Regions from separate parts of the Homo sapiens genome. Here all the other regions are linked to region 1. A link is a contact called in ENCODE Hi-C or POLR2A ChIA-PET data. All regions are on one chromosome and are shown on one strand. Each heading gives the region's core, a stretch centred on a gene start or an enhancer-like site at or near the end of the contact. The rest is flanking DNA. Distances are from core to core; before and after follow the strand shown. Region 1 overlaps RGS10 (regulator of G protein signaling 10). Region 2 overlaps GRK5 (G protein-coupled receptor kinase 5). Region 3 has its middle 22 kb from the start of INPP5F.

What was found. A loop is a pair of places that touch in the nucleus more often than their neighbours do. ChIA-PET counts read pairs that join two places held with the same protein, here RNA polymerase II (POLR2A). Pooled maps may share reads with other maps.
Region 2: a map of CD8-positive, alpha-beta T cell shows a loop between it and region 1 (2.9-fold over the local background). The contact joins two enhancer-like sites. A Hi-C loop is called at or near these places in 1 of 168 maps with a recorded cell type or tissue (CD8-positive, alpha-beta T cell), 2 of 37 single-sample maps with no recorded cell type and 8 of 50 pooled maps. POLR2A ChIA-PET finds 5 or more read pairs at or near these places in 4 of 52 experiments (H1, PC-9, T-cell and 1 more).
Region 3: a loop to region 1 is called in a pooled map, with 5 times the contacts of the local background. The contact joins two enhancer-like sites. A Hi-C loop is called at or near these places in 17 of 37 single-sample maps with no recorded cell type and 11 of 50 pooled maps. POLR2A ChIA-PET finds 5 or more read pairs at or near these places in 1 of 52 experiments (GM10248).

What each region holds. Positions count from the first base shown.
Region 1 is chr10:119,499,696-119,504,722 of GRCh38, reverse strand. RGS10 (regulator of G protein signaling 10) reads left to right here. Exons shown (of 5, transcript NM_001005339.2): 5 at 4,464-4,906. The coding sequence ends at 4,610. Among named protein-coding and RNA genes, the nearest start is that of RGS10, 41 kb to the left of the region's middle. Within about 2 kb of position 2,347, at least 8 of the 41 ENCODE cell types and tissues checked have a DNase peak (open chromatin) inside an H3K27ac peak, as active enhancers do; they include CD8-positive, alpha-beta T cell, where a contact is called at or near this core.
Region 2 is chr10:119,266,598-119,271,624 of GRCh38, reverse strand. The region is part of intron 1 of GRK5 (G protein-coupled receptor kinase 5); the gene reads right to left. Among named protein-coding and RNA genes, the nearest start is that of GRK5-IT1, 61 kb to the right of the region's middle. RefSeq lists enhancers at 2,296-2,545, 2,676-2,905. Within about 2 kb of position 2,629, at least 12 of the 41 ENCODE cell types and tissues checked have a DNase peak (open chromatin) inside an H3K27ac peak, as active enhancers do; they include CD8-positive, alpha-beta T cell, where a contact is called at or near this core.
Region 3 is chr10:119,701,039-119,706,065 of GRCh38, reverse strand. No RefSeq gene overlaps it. Among named protein-coding and RNA genes, the nearest start is that of INPP5F, 22 kb to the left of the region's middle. RefSeq lists enhancers at 1,109-1,388, 2,019-2,068, 2,079-2,128. Within about 2 kb of position 1,970, at least 6 of the 41 ENCODE cell types and tissues checked have a DNase peak (open chromatin) inside an H3K27ac peak, as active enhancers do.

The DNA of each region.
Region 1 (5,027 bases), core at 1,098-3,597:
CCTTCTTCCCTCAGTGTGTCCCCTCCTCTTCTGATAAGGACACCCAGTCCCTGGATTTAGGGCCTACCCTAAATGCAGTATGATTTTATTTTGAGACCCTTATGCAACCCTCTTTTCAAATGAGGTCCATTCTGAGATTCGAGGTGAATGTAAGTTTGGGGGAACACCATTCACCCCACTACTGACCTTTGGGGACATATTGTTTCTCACTTAGACACATGGATACACTCTTAAAGAATGTATTTGGAGCCGGGCGTGGTGGCTCATGCCTGTAATCCCGGCACTTTGGGAGGCCTAGGAGGGTGGATCACCTGAGGTCAGGAGTTTGAGACCAGCCTGGTCAATGTGGTGAAACCCCGTCTCTACTTAGCTGGGTGTGGTGGCGCACACCTGTAATCACAGCTACTCAGGAGGCAGAAGCAGGAGAATCGCTTGAACCCAGGAGGCGGAGTTTGCAGTGAGCCAAGATCGTGCCACTGCACTCCAGCCTGGGTGACAGAGTGGGACTCCATCTCAAAAAAGCAAACAACAACAACAAAAAAGAACGTATTTGGGATCATTGTTTTTAGATAGGGTGTGTTTTTAAAATTTAGTATCAGTCATTTAACATTCACGGGCAGTTTTCCATGTTACTCTCTTTGCAGCCCTCGTTTTTATTGTCCTGCCATGCGAGTGGCAGATGGCCTCATGGTTGGGAGTGGGGGCTGCAGAGCCTGCCAGGGCTGGCCTTCCGCCCTTCTCTTTTGCTCACTGTTATGGGCTGAACTGTGCTCCCCTCCCTAATCCATATGTTGAAGTCCTAATCCCCAGAATGTGACTTTATTTGGAGATAGGGCTTTAAAGGGGTAATTAACATTAAACAAGGACATTGAGGTGAGCTCTAACCCAATCTGACTAGTGTCCTTGTGAGAAGAGGAGGTAAGGACACACGTGCACCGGGGAGACCCTGTGAAGACGCAGGGAGAAGGTGTGGTCTACGAGCCGAGGACAGCGGCCTCAGGAGAAACCAACCCTGATGGCACCTTGACTTGGACTTCTAGCCTCCAGAACTGTGAGGAACCCCTAAGCCCCTCGTTTCTTCCTCTGTCAAATGGGGGTCTTCAGAGCGCTGGAGGGAGAACTGAATGAAAGAATGCCCACACGCTGCCCAGCGCAGGGCTGGAGGGCACTGCAGCCGCGTTGGTACTAGCCGGGTTCATTTCCCCAGCCTCTGCTGCTGCACAGCGCACGATTTCTCTTCAGCCACTGGTAAACACTTACTGGGCCCCAGTCACAGCTCTTTTCCCTGTGATAGATGAGGCTCTGGCCAGTAGCTGGGCACACGATCTCTGGCCACTTTCTTGGAAGAAAGTTTTAGGTGCATTCTCTTTTTTTTTTTTTTTTGAGACAGGGTCTGGCTCTATCACCCAGGATGGAGTGCAGTGGCGTGATCTTAGCTCACTGCAGCCTCAACCTCCGCGGGCTTAGGTGATCCTCCCACCTCAGCCTCCTTAGTAGCTGGGACTACAGGTGGGTGCCACCAAGCCCTGCTAATTTTTATATTTTTAGTAGAGACAGGATTTTGCTATCCGCCCGCCTCAGCCTCCCAAAGTGCTGGAGTTTCAGGCATGAGCCACCGCACCCGGCCTTAGTTGCATTCTCCATCCTCTAAGTCACCTTTGCTGAGCCCCGTCCCAGGAGCACCCTGTTGCTGTGTGCTCCTGAGCCAGGCCCAGGGGGTCGTTGGCCGGTGGCAGTCAGAAGTCTGCCCGTGCACCCCATGTAAAGCAATCAGGCTTCCCACAGCCCAGGCGCACGAGGGCTTTGGGGGCGACATCCTCTCCTTTCTCCAGCCTGTCTGGGTCCAACAGCCACAGCTGCCTCCCAGTCACTGCAGCAGCACGGGAGATGGGCAAGGGCTCTCAGAGGAGGAAACCTCTGCCTGAGGGACTTCTGCACTCGTGGGGCATTTCACACCTGCCCCAGTAGGGAGTGGCCCTTATGCTCTTAATAAATAGTTCGCAGCCCCCTCCCCTCAGGCTTGCTGGCAGCCTTGGGATCTCGGGATCTCGGGGTCGAGTCCTGCCAGCCCGGTGCAGCCCCTGAGCTTCCTCCCAGCCGAAGCAGCCTCCTTCCCTCCCCCTCCTCCTCTGCCCTGGGTGCCCCCAGCACCGGCCTTTTTTCTTCTCTACTTTGAAGTCTGAGCCTCAGAGCCACTACAGGCAAACAGGATGTTCCTCTCCCACATGCAGACTTCACACGAGACGCTTGGGTCGCACCGCATCCTGCTTAGAGTGGTGGGTCCCATCTGCGTGGACCTGGGGTGGGAGTGGGTACAGGACTGAGGCTGGGTGCCAGGTGGGACCTTCGTGCAACTGGTTTCATTAGTCACATTTGAGCGTTCATTGCAGACTTTGAACTAGGTGAGCCTCTGAAAGTTTCCCCTTGGGGACTCTTGTGCCTGGAAGGGCTGAATAAGGCAGATGGTGACGCTTGCTTAGCACGTCGGTGGGAGGCCATGAAGGAGTAATGGCGTTTCTCATCCCCCACCTCAGCCCTGGCTATGATTTTTGTATTTTCTGGGATTAAAAAAAAGTTTGTTTTTTTTTTCTGTAAACCTCAGCAAATTACAATCACACCTGGAATTACAGGATGGCTACAAGATAGATGACTGCTCTAGTGTGGCACAGGACAGGGGCTTAAGGAGGCAGGGTCTTGCTGAGCAGCTGGAGGACTCGGGCAAGACTAGAAGGGCACCAGGGGATGGGCAGGCGCTAGTTTAACAGTTTAAAGAAAACCTAAAGTCCCAGGTCTTTCTCTGGGTTGTGGACTCTGTTTATAGCACAGTGACTCAGGCAGTTCTGCTGTGGTTGAAGCCATCTTGGGAAGATGAAGGTGTAAAATTTGAGGGTTCCAGTTCCCTCCTGAAGCACCTCCCATCCTCCAAGCAGATGTTCTGAGTCCTTTGAGTCCCTCAGATGTTTGTTTTATTTTTAATTTTTATTTTATTTCTTTTTTTTTGAGACAGAGTCTCACTCTGTTGCCCAGGCTGGAGTGCAGTGGTGTGATCTCAGCTCACTGCAGCCTTTGCCTCCTGGGTTCAAGTGATTCTTTGGCCTCAGCCTCCTGAATAGCTGGGACTACAGGTGTGTGCCACCACGCTCGGCTAATTTTTGTATTTTTAGTAGAGACGGGGTTTCACCATATTGGCCAGGCTGGTCTTGAACTCCTGACCTCAAGTGATCCACCTGCCTCCACCTCCCAAAGTGCTGGGATTACAGGTGTGAGCCACCGCCCCCAGCACCCTCAGATGTTTAATTTACAAAATAGTGTATGTGTGTTGGGAGAGGGCAGCCTTAAAAGATGTCAGGGTTTTACCATCCACTTGACAACCCCGCCTGGCAGTCAGTGACATTCTAGACATCTCTGGAACTTTCCACTTGGTTGTTCCGTGTACCAGGGTGAACCATGTGGATTTTTAGTTGCAGAGTGTACTGCGAGTTAAGTGGAAAGGTCTGAGAGAGAGAGAAATGAGGGGTGGGAAAGAGATCATAGCCCTTGACAGCTGGAAAAGGCTTTGTGCTTCTCTTTCTCTGCCCCTTTCCTGGGGCAAGGGAGGAGGGCAGATGGCACAGGATTGGGTAGCAGTGGGGGAGAATGAATGCTGGTCACAAGGACTGTGGCCCAGAAAAGAGGTTCAGTGGCGGCCAGAGGAAGCTACTGTGCCTGGGGACAGCCCTCTGAGCACCTGCCATGCCGGCGGGGGCAGCCGTCTAATCTGGGGCACTTCAGCTCTGTCGGGTGTCCTCTTCGCTCACCTGACATACCTTAGAGTTGTTTCATTCTAGGGATGTGCTCCCCAGCCTGTCTGATGGCACAGATGTTGGCATTCTGCAGCTGGCTGCTCTATTCTTTATTTGGGACCTGTTCCCTTGCTAAGATTATAGTTTTGCTGCCCTGCCCTGCAGTGAGCACGCCTCATTTTGACTCCTGGTACAATAATAGGTTTGTTTGAGATCTCGGATGCCAGACTTACTGGGAGTCTTAACAATGCTGGCATCATATGATATGTCAGTGATCTTTTTAACACCACTGTCTCTACAGAAATGGTTTCTATTCGGCTGTCTCAAGCTCTTGGAGAAATACATCCTTGTCTTATCTAGGCAAATAAAGTGGAGAGTCTTGAAGGACTTCTTGGTACAAGGGTCTGAATCAGTGCTGTGTGAATCTATATTTCCGTGGAAAATAAAGGCATATTTGTTCATGTGACTGTCTATATATTCCATTGAGATTATTGCATAATGACCAAAAATCTCCAGGAAATCTGCCTTGTCTAGCAGATGACTTATTTGAGCTTTCTTAGTGTGTTCTTTGCACATGTTAGTATTCTTTGGCACATGGTAGGTATTAATACATATCTGATGGGATGATTTATGGCCTGGATTAGCCTCAGCCTTCAGACTCTTTTTTCTTTTCCTCCTTAGATCTTTAATCTCATGAAGTACGACAGCTACAGCCGCTTCTTAAAGTCTGACTTGTTTTTAAAACACAAGCGAACCGAGGAAGAGGAAGAAGATTTGCCTGATGCTCAAACTGCAGCTAAAAGAGCTTCCAGAATTTATAACACATGAGCCCCCAAAAAGCCGGGACTGGCAGCTTTAAGAAGCAAAGGAATTTCCTCTCAGGACCGTGCCGGGTTTATCATTGCTTTGTTATTTGTAAGGACTGAAATGTACAAAACCCTTCAATGGGATGTGTGTTTTATTAACTGCTTCACCAGTAAATTTTGCATGATGGCTAAGCTAACATAAAAAAAGAATAATAATAACTTGGAAGTTTTAGTTTACAAAACAGAGATTCCTTCAACACTGGACACGTCGAGCATTTTGTAGCTTAATTAAACCTCATGTAAGGCCACAAGGTGAAACGTATCACACTACCTTTTACCTTGTAAGTGTTTGCTCTGCCTCTCTGGTGAGTGGACGCATGTCCACAGGTCACTTGGTAAATTAACTCAAACATGAGTTGATCCGGCAAACCCAGGCTAC
Region 2 (5,027 bases), core at 1,380-3,879, 230 kb after region 1:
CAGCCCAGCACTGATGGGGTGAGTCATTTACGAGCTCCGGACCATCCAAGGTCTTCAGGTTCAAGGAGCTGGTGACTCAGTGCAGCCACCCCGTCCAGGGCTCCAAATTCCTCTTTGTCAAGTGTGCAGATCTGTATATGCTAAATGTCTGTTTACTAGAGCTAAACAAAGAAGTCAATGCAGGCAAACAAAATCTGTAGGAAACACATTGTTTCAGCCAGTCTCTGGGACAGCAAACAATAGAAGGCAAAAGGCTATGCAGAGAACTTGGTAAAGAGAAACTGCCTTGGAGTTCCCAAACCTGCAGACCCTTGATTGTGTTGGCAGCTCGAGGGGATGAGAGAGCCTCTAAAGAGGCCAGGCGTGTCTGAGAGGGCCTCTCTGAATGACCAGCGCCCAAAGGGCGTGGAGGATGTGGCTGTACACGTGTGGCCCGGGCAGGTTTCCGGTGAACACTCCCTCCCTAACGGCGCCGGCGCCACCCCAGGTCCTGGTGCTATCTGACAGTGTGAGCTTACTTACGAAAGCCCGGTCTGCTATTCAGTCACTTCTAGGCGGGTCCTGTTATTATTATTAACAAAGATAAGATTACGACTAATAATAACACTCATGACATTTAAATGCATTTCATCCTATCGCTTCAGCCTTGCTCTCTGAGGTAGGGTAGAGTTCAAATTCCACATTTGTGTTCCGCCAGGGGCCCAGCATGCCAACTCACTCAAACACAGATGAAATTTCCAGAGCTTTCTTAAGAATGAAGTGAGTTTTTTTCCTTTGCACTAACGTGCCAAGCACACTGCAGTTTGAGCTGCTGGAAGGAAAATGCCTATTGTTACACCTACAAAACCCTACTTAACTCTCAGCTTCACACCTCTCAGGAGAAACTGCTGAAAATCTCCTAGAGACTGCCCCCCAGCTAATTTGTGCATTCCCCCAGCATTTGAGGGTCTTCTGCAGAGAGGGCTGTGGGCCGCATGACAGACCTGCACCTGCACAGAGCAGCTTATGGGCCTGTCATGGAGGTGAACAATTGTCCCCTGGTTTCTTAGGGGATTGGTTCTGGTGCCCCCCTCAGATGGCAAAGTCCATGGATGCTCAAGTCCCTGATATAAAATGGTGTAGTATTTGTATAAAGCCCATGCATATCCTCCTATACACTTTACATCATCTCTAGATTACTTCTAATACCTAATACAATGTAAGTGCTATGTGTATACAGTTGCTATAACGTATTGTTTAGGGAATAATGACAAGGAAAATGTTTGTACATGTTCAGTACAGACCCAAGCATCCTTTTATTTCTGAGTATTTTCAATCTGCGGTCAGTTGTATCCACAGATGTGAAAGTTGCAGATACAGAAGGCTGACTGGACATCAATGAAGGTACAATTACACATTTTGGTGACAAGTGGCAAAGAGATGAACAGAGGACTGTGATGAAGAATGGCAGGGCTGGCAGTGGGCTGCAAAGGAGCCCTGCTAGTTAGGATGCAAATAACAGGCCCCCAAGAAGGTAATATTTATGCCCAACCCTGAATGCCAATGAGCAGTGAAGGAATGTGGAGAGGAGAGCACGGGACTCTGGGCAGAGGGAACAGCAATAGGAAGGTACATTCAAGGTACTCCAAGGAGGCTGGAGGAGCAGACAAAGTGTGGGGGACTGGCACAAGGCCCCCTCCCTCCCAAAGGCCAACACCCCAGGCTTTGGAGCTGGCTGGCCCCCTCCAAGGTGGCTCTGAGAAAGAGGCTTGGAGAGCCAACTCAGCAACTTTTTTTTTTTTTTTTTTTTTTTAAGATGGAGTCTCACTCCATCTTGCAGGCTGGAGTGCAGTGGTGCGATCTCAGCTCACTGCAACCTCCGCCTTCTGGGTTCAAGCAATTCTCCTGCCTCAGCCTCCCAAGTAGCTGGGATTACAGGAGCACACCACCATGCCCGGCTAATTTTTTTGTATTTTTAGTAGAGACAGGGTTTTACCATGTTGGCCAGGCTGGTCTCAAACTCCTGACCTCAGGTGATCCACCCGCTTTGGCCTCCCAAAGTGCTAAGATTACAGGCGTGAACCACTGTGCCTGGCCATTATATCAGTCTTGACCCTAAACCTAACCCTGACTCCCCAGGATGAGAGCACGCAAAGCTCTCTGAACAGGGCCTACCCACGGAAGCCTCATAATGTGAGCCCATTACAGGGCTAACCACACGGGTGCTGCTACCCCAGGAACCCTCGGCTGCATGTTCAGGGACTATAGGACGTCCTCAGGAAACCCCTTCCATGGGTTTGGGGGCTCCCAACATCCACCTGTACCATTCTTGCTTCTCACGGGAAGTAGGCCACAACTATTGTCTATTGTTTGTTCTCCAGCAAGTCACCCTAACTGTCAGAGAAGAGGCTCGTGCTTCAACAAGCAGGGGGAACGCGTCAGGTCATCAAACTTCCTGTGAAAAGTCCCTCTTTGTTTAGAAAAGATGCTGGTTTGTTTCTATGTTTCTGTTAGAGAACAAACAGAAAGCTGCCTGGAAGAGTCTAGAATGAGGTAAGAGAGTTCCAGTCAGCCAGTGGCAGAGGCCCCCAAATCTACCCTGAGCAGAGAGCAGATGTCATCTGCCTGTGACAGGAAGCCCATGGGAAACAGATACCATCTCCCTCTGGGCCCCAAGGCCCATGGGGACTCCGCTGCAGGGTGAGGGCACCCCCTTTGTTATCTACTCACAAGTCACCCCAGAAGTGAGGACAGCTGGCTCCTGGGCCGTGGTGGATGATGGATGAATCCCACCTTGAGATCAAGGCCTGGAGACAGGGCCAGGGTAGCGTTTCTTAGGCACTAAAGAGGCAGCACCAGTCCAACCCTATTCATTACTAGCTCAGCCTTTCCTCAGTGTCCTGAGATGACGAGAATGATAGTGATGACATTGGGGACAGTGACGACAACTGCCATAACAACTACTGCAACAGCAAACACTTGGTCAGCATTTATCACCTGCCAAATCTCAACAACCCTATTATCGTACCCATTTTACAGATGAAAACACAGAGGCTCAGGGAAATTAAGCTGTCGGAGGTCACATCCTAATTGAATCTCAAAGGAGGTAAGGTTCAAATCCAGCCAGCCCAGCATTCTGGCATTTAACCACTAAATCACACCTCGTCTTGGGCAACAAAAGTAGCAAAAGGAAGGACTGGCGCAAACTGTGGCAGGTCCTCAGACATCAGGACCATCTGCTGAAACCAACGGGGCTGCCCAGGGGCAGAAGGAAGCTAAGCTGGGGCTTCTCCGGCAGTGAATTCTCTTTACACCGGAAAACACTGCATGCAAAAAAACAGAAAAACACTGCTTGGGCTTTGTTTTTAAAATAATCGAATTATGTGTACTCAATTTAACACAAAGCTTGTTCTAAAGTTGACTTTGTTCATTCCATTTTCCCATCTGCTGCTTTAGAAGTTGGTGATGGATAAACAACCAATACAGAAAATTTCTGCATCTAGGCGTGTGCATGGAGCTGTGGGTGAGGCCAGTGTCCACAACAGAGACAGTGAGTGCCAGCCGTCTCTACCTTGTTCCTTGCCATTTAGTGACACACCCTGCAAGTCCCAAACCCCAGTGGGCTCCAGAGAGGATGCTCACTGGGAATCAGCACAAACAAGGGAGACTCCGTCCTCCTCTTCCTCTTGTCCTCAGGAATTGTCTGCTTTTGTCCTTCTCCTCAGGGGACCCCATTTCCTATGAGGCAGCATGTAGGGTTTTGGACCTGGCTGGGCTGTGGGGGGTGGGGAGTGTGGAGGAGCTGGGGTGGAGAGGACCCATCTTCTGACATGGGAGCGCCTCCCTGTTCCATGTCATTGTTTGTGTGGCTGAGCCAGCATGAAACTCCCAACCAAAACCACAGCTTTGAAAACACGTGCAGAGGTCACCTAAGCTGCCTCCCGCCTTTCCTGGAGGACAGTTTGGGTCCACGAGCGGTGCTGGACCTCCTTGCTATAGAACCTAAGGCTGGTTCGGTGCTTTTATTGCCTATCTACCTGCCATGTCCTCAATCCCTAAAACAGGGCCCGTCCGCTGAGCCTCCAGCCCCTTGCCATCCTGTGGAGAGGGCTGCCCAACCCAGGGTGGGAATCCCTTGCCTGGCCACGGTGAGGAGTCTGCTGCCCAAGGCCCTGTTATGACCCCACAAGTATGACCCCAGCTCCCAGACGGGCAATCTGACAGCAGCAGGGGTCATCTAAAGCAGCGCCAGACAACAAAACACAGCTAGGCACGGTGGCTCACACCTGTAATCCCACACTTTGGGAGGCCAAGGTGGGAAGATCGCTTAAAGCAGGGAGTTTGAGACCAGCCTGGGCAACACAGGCAGACCCTGTCACTGCAAAAAGAATTTTTTTTTTTTGAGACAGAGTTTCGCTCTTGTTGCCCAGGCTGGAGTGCAATGGTGTGATCTCGGCTCGCTGCAACCTCCGCCTCGCAGGTTCAAGCAATTCTCCTTCCTCAGCATCCTGAGTAGCTGAGATTACAGGCGCCCGCCACCATGCCTGGCTAATTTTTGTATTTTTAGTAGAGATGGGGTTTCTCCATGTTGGTCAGGCTGGTTAGAACTCCCGACCTCAGGTGATCCGCGCACCTCGGCCTCCCAAAGTGCTGGGATTACAGGCATGAGTCACCGCTCCCAGCCCTACAAAAATAATTTTTTAATTAACTGGGCATGGTGGCACACGCCTGCAGTGCTAGCTACTCAGGAGGCTGAGGCAGAAGAATCACTTGAGCCCAGGAGTTCAAGGCTGCAGTGGGCTGTGATCACAGCACTGCACTCCAGCCTGGGCAACAGAGCAAGACCCTGTCTCCATAAAAAAAAAAAAAAAACTCTTCCCCCCCACCCACCCAACCCCAGCAAATGGCCAAATCCAAGCCTAGTGGGAAATCAGCAGAAGCAATAAGAAAAAGCAGTGAAAGCCTCCTTGACTCCATGAAGAATCCACCTTCCCCGCTTCCTCCTCCAGCCACAGGATTAGACAGCGGGTTCCCTTGGCCAGCCCCAC
Region 3 (5,027 bases), core at 721-3,220, 200 kb before region 1:
GAAACCAGATACTTGCAACAACCTATTCATGACTGATATACCCTTAAGGTTCTTGGACAAATGGGAGTACCTATTAAAAATGATTCTTTCAGGCCAGACACAGTGGCTCACACTTATAATCCCACCACTTTGGGAAGCCAAGGTGGGAGGATTGCTTGAGCTCAGGAGTTCGAGACCAGCCTGGGCAACAAAGCAAGACCTTGTATCTACTAAATTTAAAAAAAAAAAAAAAAAAATCAGCCAGGTGTAGTGGCAAATGCCTGTAGTACCAGCTACTCAGGAAGTTGAGGCTGGAGGGTCGCTTGAGATCAAGGCTACAGTAAGCTATGATCGTGCCACTGAGCTCCAGCCAGGGCGACAGAGCAAGACCCAGTCTCAGTCAATCAATCAATAAGATCCTTTCAGAGACATCTTGAAAATATTTTTTAACTGAGAAAGTGGAAAAAAAAAGTCAAGAAACTGACTTAGTTTCATTATTAGTCTAATCTAAAATAACAGGTTTGCTGTGTGCTAAAAATAATACTCAGACTCTCTGAATGAGTAAGCCCACTAAGAATAAACAGGGTTTTTTTAAATCATAAAAATGTCAATCATAATCAACACCTAATGTGGGAAAGTATCTTCCTCTTAAAAATATTAAGAAGGTGGCTGGGTGCAGTGGCTCACGCCTGTAGTCCCAGCACTTTGGGAGGCCAAGGTGGGTGGATCACAGGAGTTCGAGACCAGCCTGGCCAACATGGTGAAACCCTATCTCTACCAAAAACACAAAAATTAGCTGAGTGGGAGGCACCTTGTAATCCCAGCTGCTTGAGAGGCCGAGGCAGGAGAATCACTTGAGCCCAGGAGGCAGAGGTTGCAGTGAGCCAAGATTGCGCCATTGCACTCCAGCCTGGGCGACAGAGCAAGACTCCATCTCACAAAACAAAAACAAAAACAAAAAAAAATTAAGAAGGTGAGCAATGAGCAACAAAAACGTCTAAATTTTGCAGACAGAATAAGAGCCCAAAGGTTGTACACACTGAAAAACAAAACCGAATAGCTATTCATATTTTCCTTAAGGTTTGAGGACAAAGAAGCTCTAGAAGAAGGTTATACTGGAGCCAGAAAGGAAGCATACAAAAATATCCCTATCTATTTTTGTAAAGACAGGGTCTCACTCTGTTGCCCAGGCTGCTCTTGAACTCCGGGCCTCAAGTGATCCTTCTGCCTCAGCCTCCGAAAGTGCTGGAATTATAGACGTACCCCACCACCTGTGGCTGAGTTTCTCTTTCAACCGACAAATAGAACCTTTCTTGGAGTTAGAAAGTAGGAGATCAGGAGCTTCTCACTAATGATGGTGTAATTCAGCAATGGATCCCTTTTCGGGTCATCAGCTTAGTGTCAGTTCCTGGTTCTATCTGACTCATTGCAGTAGTGGGAGGTTTCGAAAACTTGAAGTCAGGAGGGTTTACATCAATTTCACATATTACAAACAACAACAACAACTCACAGCGCTAGGGAGGCATCCCATTCTACTCATCTTTACAACCTGACAAGAACAGGAATACATTCAACAGAAATATTCTTCTCTGCTACGAACAGATTGAAATAAATACCTGAGTTCCTGATAGAATGGAAAATAACAGCTTTCCATAGGTGCGGAATCACCAATGACATCAGAACAAAAATTATTGCTCGGTACCAAGGAGAAAATGTCTTGAGGACAAGATGTGAATAACAAGTTCAGAAGAAGGGAAGGTCAGTCAAAAAAAAAAAAAAAAAAAAAAAGCAGCCTCCTGGGCGACAGAGCAAGACTCAAAAAAAAAAAAAAAACGAAGATGAAGGATGATTATCATGCTACCTCTAAATTTCTACAGCAGGCTCCATAGAGCTCAAAATACTTTAAAGACGTATTTTTATTCTGAAGTAGCAGGAAGGAAATATCAGCAGCGTTTACAGATGTTGAAACTGAAGCATCACATCATTGGGGGATGCCCAGTTCTCCCTGCAGCATCTACTAGCTGTGCAGGATGGGGCCTACAGAGTGAGTTTCTGTCTTTCCTAGGAGCTTACCAACTCAGTCATCAGAAGGTTTCCCCAATCCAAATATATATTATTTTAATGTAAAAATAGAATATGTTGGCAGGGCGTGGTGGCTCACGTCTGTAATCCCAGCACTTTGGGAGGCCAGGGCAGGTGGATCACGAGGTCAGGAGATAGAGACCATCCTGGCTAACACAGTGAAACACCGTCTCTACTAAAAATATAAAAAATCAGCCAGGCATGGTGGCGGGCACCTGTAGTCCCAGCTACTGGGGAGGCTGAGGCAGGAGAATGGCGTGAACCCAACAGGCAGACCTTGCAGTGAGCCGAGATCGTGCCGCTGCACTCCAGCCTGGGCAGCAGTGCAAGACTCCGTCTCAAAAACAAAGAATATGTTAATAATTATATTAAAATTTCCATCAGAAACCTCAAGGCTATTGAGAACCAGGATTAATCTACTGATTACAATAAGAGAGGGGGCTGGGCACAGTGGCTCATGCCTGTAATTCCAGCACTTTGGGAGGCTAAGGTGGGAGGATTTCTTGAGCCCAGGAGTTTGAGACCAGCTTTGGCAACATAGTGAGACCCCATCTCTATAAAACATAAGTGAATTAATAAATAAAATAAGAGAGGGGACAAAGAGATGTGGTCATTTGGTCAGTGTATTGGTTTTCTAGGGCTGCTGTAACAAATGACCATAAAGTGGGTGGCAGTAAACAACAGAAGTGTATTTTCTCACAATTCTGGAGGCTAGAAATCCAAAATCAAGGTGTTGGCTGGGCCAGGCTCCCTCTGAAGGCGCCAAGGGAGAATCCTTCCTTGCCTTTTCCAGCTTCCGCAGGCTGCCTGCAATTCTTGGTGTTCCTTGGCTTGTAGATATATCACTCCAATTTCTGTCTCATTTGTCACACGGCACTCTCCCTGTGTGTCTGTATCAGTGTTCAAATTTTTCTCTTCTTATAAAGGTACCAGTCATTGAACTAGTGTTCCAGTAAAACCTCATCTTAACTTTTTTAGATCTACAAAGGATGTATGTCCAAATAAACTCACATTCATAGGTACCGGGGATTAGGACTTGAGCATATCTTTAAGGGGACATGATTCAGTCAGCAATAATCAGTTTGAAAACAAGATATTACTACCTAGTGGTAAATACACTCAAAACTACCAAAGGCCATGACTCTCCCCCCAAAAATGGAGATAGCATCATCTTTACTGTTGAAATAGCCCAGAATGTCTTTCTGAATAAGCTCTCTCTAGATGTTCTTCCCACCTCTAAGACTCATGATTATCTATGACTTAAAACTTACCGTCTCACAGACTCTCTCTCTATATGCAGCTTTTCCATTACAACATTTTCACATCCCCATCCTTGAAGCTGGTAACTGTGTTTTTTGTTGTTGTTTTGTTTTTTGTTTTTTTCCAGAGGAAACTTGTCCTGAAATGGAGTGTTTTGTTCTAAACAGTTCATGTATCCTTTAGAAGGAAAGGAGAGGGATGTTCACAGACAGAAAACATATAGTAAAAATAATTAACATATTTGAGCTTCCATTCTGCTTAAGACTGTGGTAGACACCATCAGTCTGTTTAATACACATGACCATTCCCATTTAGGGACATGGAAAATGAAGGGCAGAGCACAGAAGGAACTTGCCAAAGTCTCACGGACCCTAAGAGGGTAAAGGGTAAACTACAGATACAGGCATATGCACCCTACTTCTGACCCCAAGAGCAACACAACTAGGACAGGTGAAAGGAGTAGAGGATGGGATGAGAAAGGCCAGGGACAGAAGCTTCCTTCCTTTCTTTTGCACCAAGCAGCGGTTTGTTCAGGAGCTACCGTTTTCCGTTTGTGCAGTGCTGCCTCTGCACCTCAGCAAATTTCTGACCGACCAACAGAATCAGAATAAGCCACTCATACAACACCCCACAACAGGGACCCATTGTCATGGAAGTCAGGTGGCTGAGAGCTAAGCATTATTCCCCTGATCTGTCCCGGGCGTTGTTTGGAGGTTGGATGAAATCATGAAATGTAAGCATTCTTTCTGAGTCTGGAAGCAATCCAACGAAATTGAATGATTCATTCCTGACCCCAATTACCTCCTTTTACCCCACAATATTCTTTCTCTACCTTCTCCTACAAAAGCATTTGTTCACTCAATAACTGCTATGTGCTAGTTTTAACAATCTGACAGCTCAAAGAGATAGACATCAGCTCTCTTTTTTTTTTCCTTTTCTTTTCTTTTTTTTTTTTTTTTTGAGATGAAGTCTAGCTCTGTCGCCCAGGCTGGAGTGCAGTGGCTCGATCTTGGCTCACTGCAACCTCCACCTCCCAGGTTCAAGTGATTCTTCTGCCTTAGCCTCCTGAGTAGCTGGGATTACAGGCATGTGCCACCACACCTGGCTAATTTTTTGTATTTTTAGTAGAGACGGGGTTTCACCATGTTGACCAGGCTGGTCTCAAACTCCTGACCTCGTGATCCACCCGCCTCAGCCTCCCAAAGTGCTGGGATTACAGGCGTGAGCCATCGCGCCCGGCTTTTCTTTTTCTTTAGAATTGAGAAACCATAGAGAGACACGTCAAAATAACTCCTGAAGATTGCCTCTTTATGCAAGAGAAATACAAATAACCAGATTTCTTCTTTCTCTTTGGGCTTAAAAATGAAATCTCATGTGATTTATCTTTGTAATTCCAAGAAAATATTTAATGTTTTATTTTCTCCTTTTTACCATATTTTACTTTACTATCTCACTTTCTGCTGTTCTGAATTATTTTTATCACCTTCTTTGTTCTTAGAATTGTCCTTTGCCCCCATTTTTTCCCTCTTCTTCAGTTTCCTAATTGTCCCAGCTATTTCACTCTCTCTTTCTTATGGTTCTCTCTAGAATCATCAAAGTGTAGAAATTTAATATGAAAAGGGATTTTCAGTTAGTTTAGCAGCATCATTTTACAGATGAAGAGCTAATGTTTAGGGAATTTGTCCAAAGTATTCCAGTTAATTTGT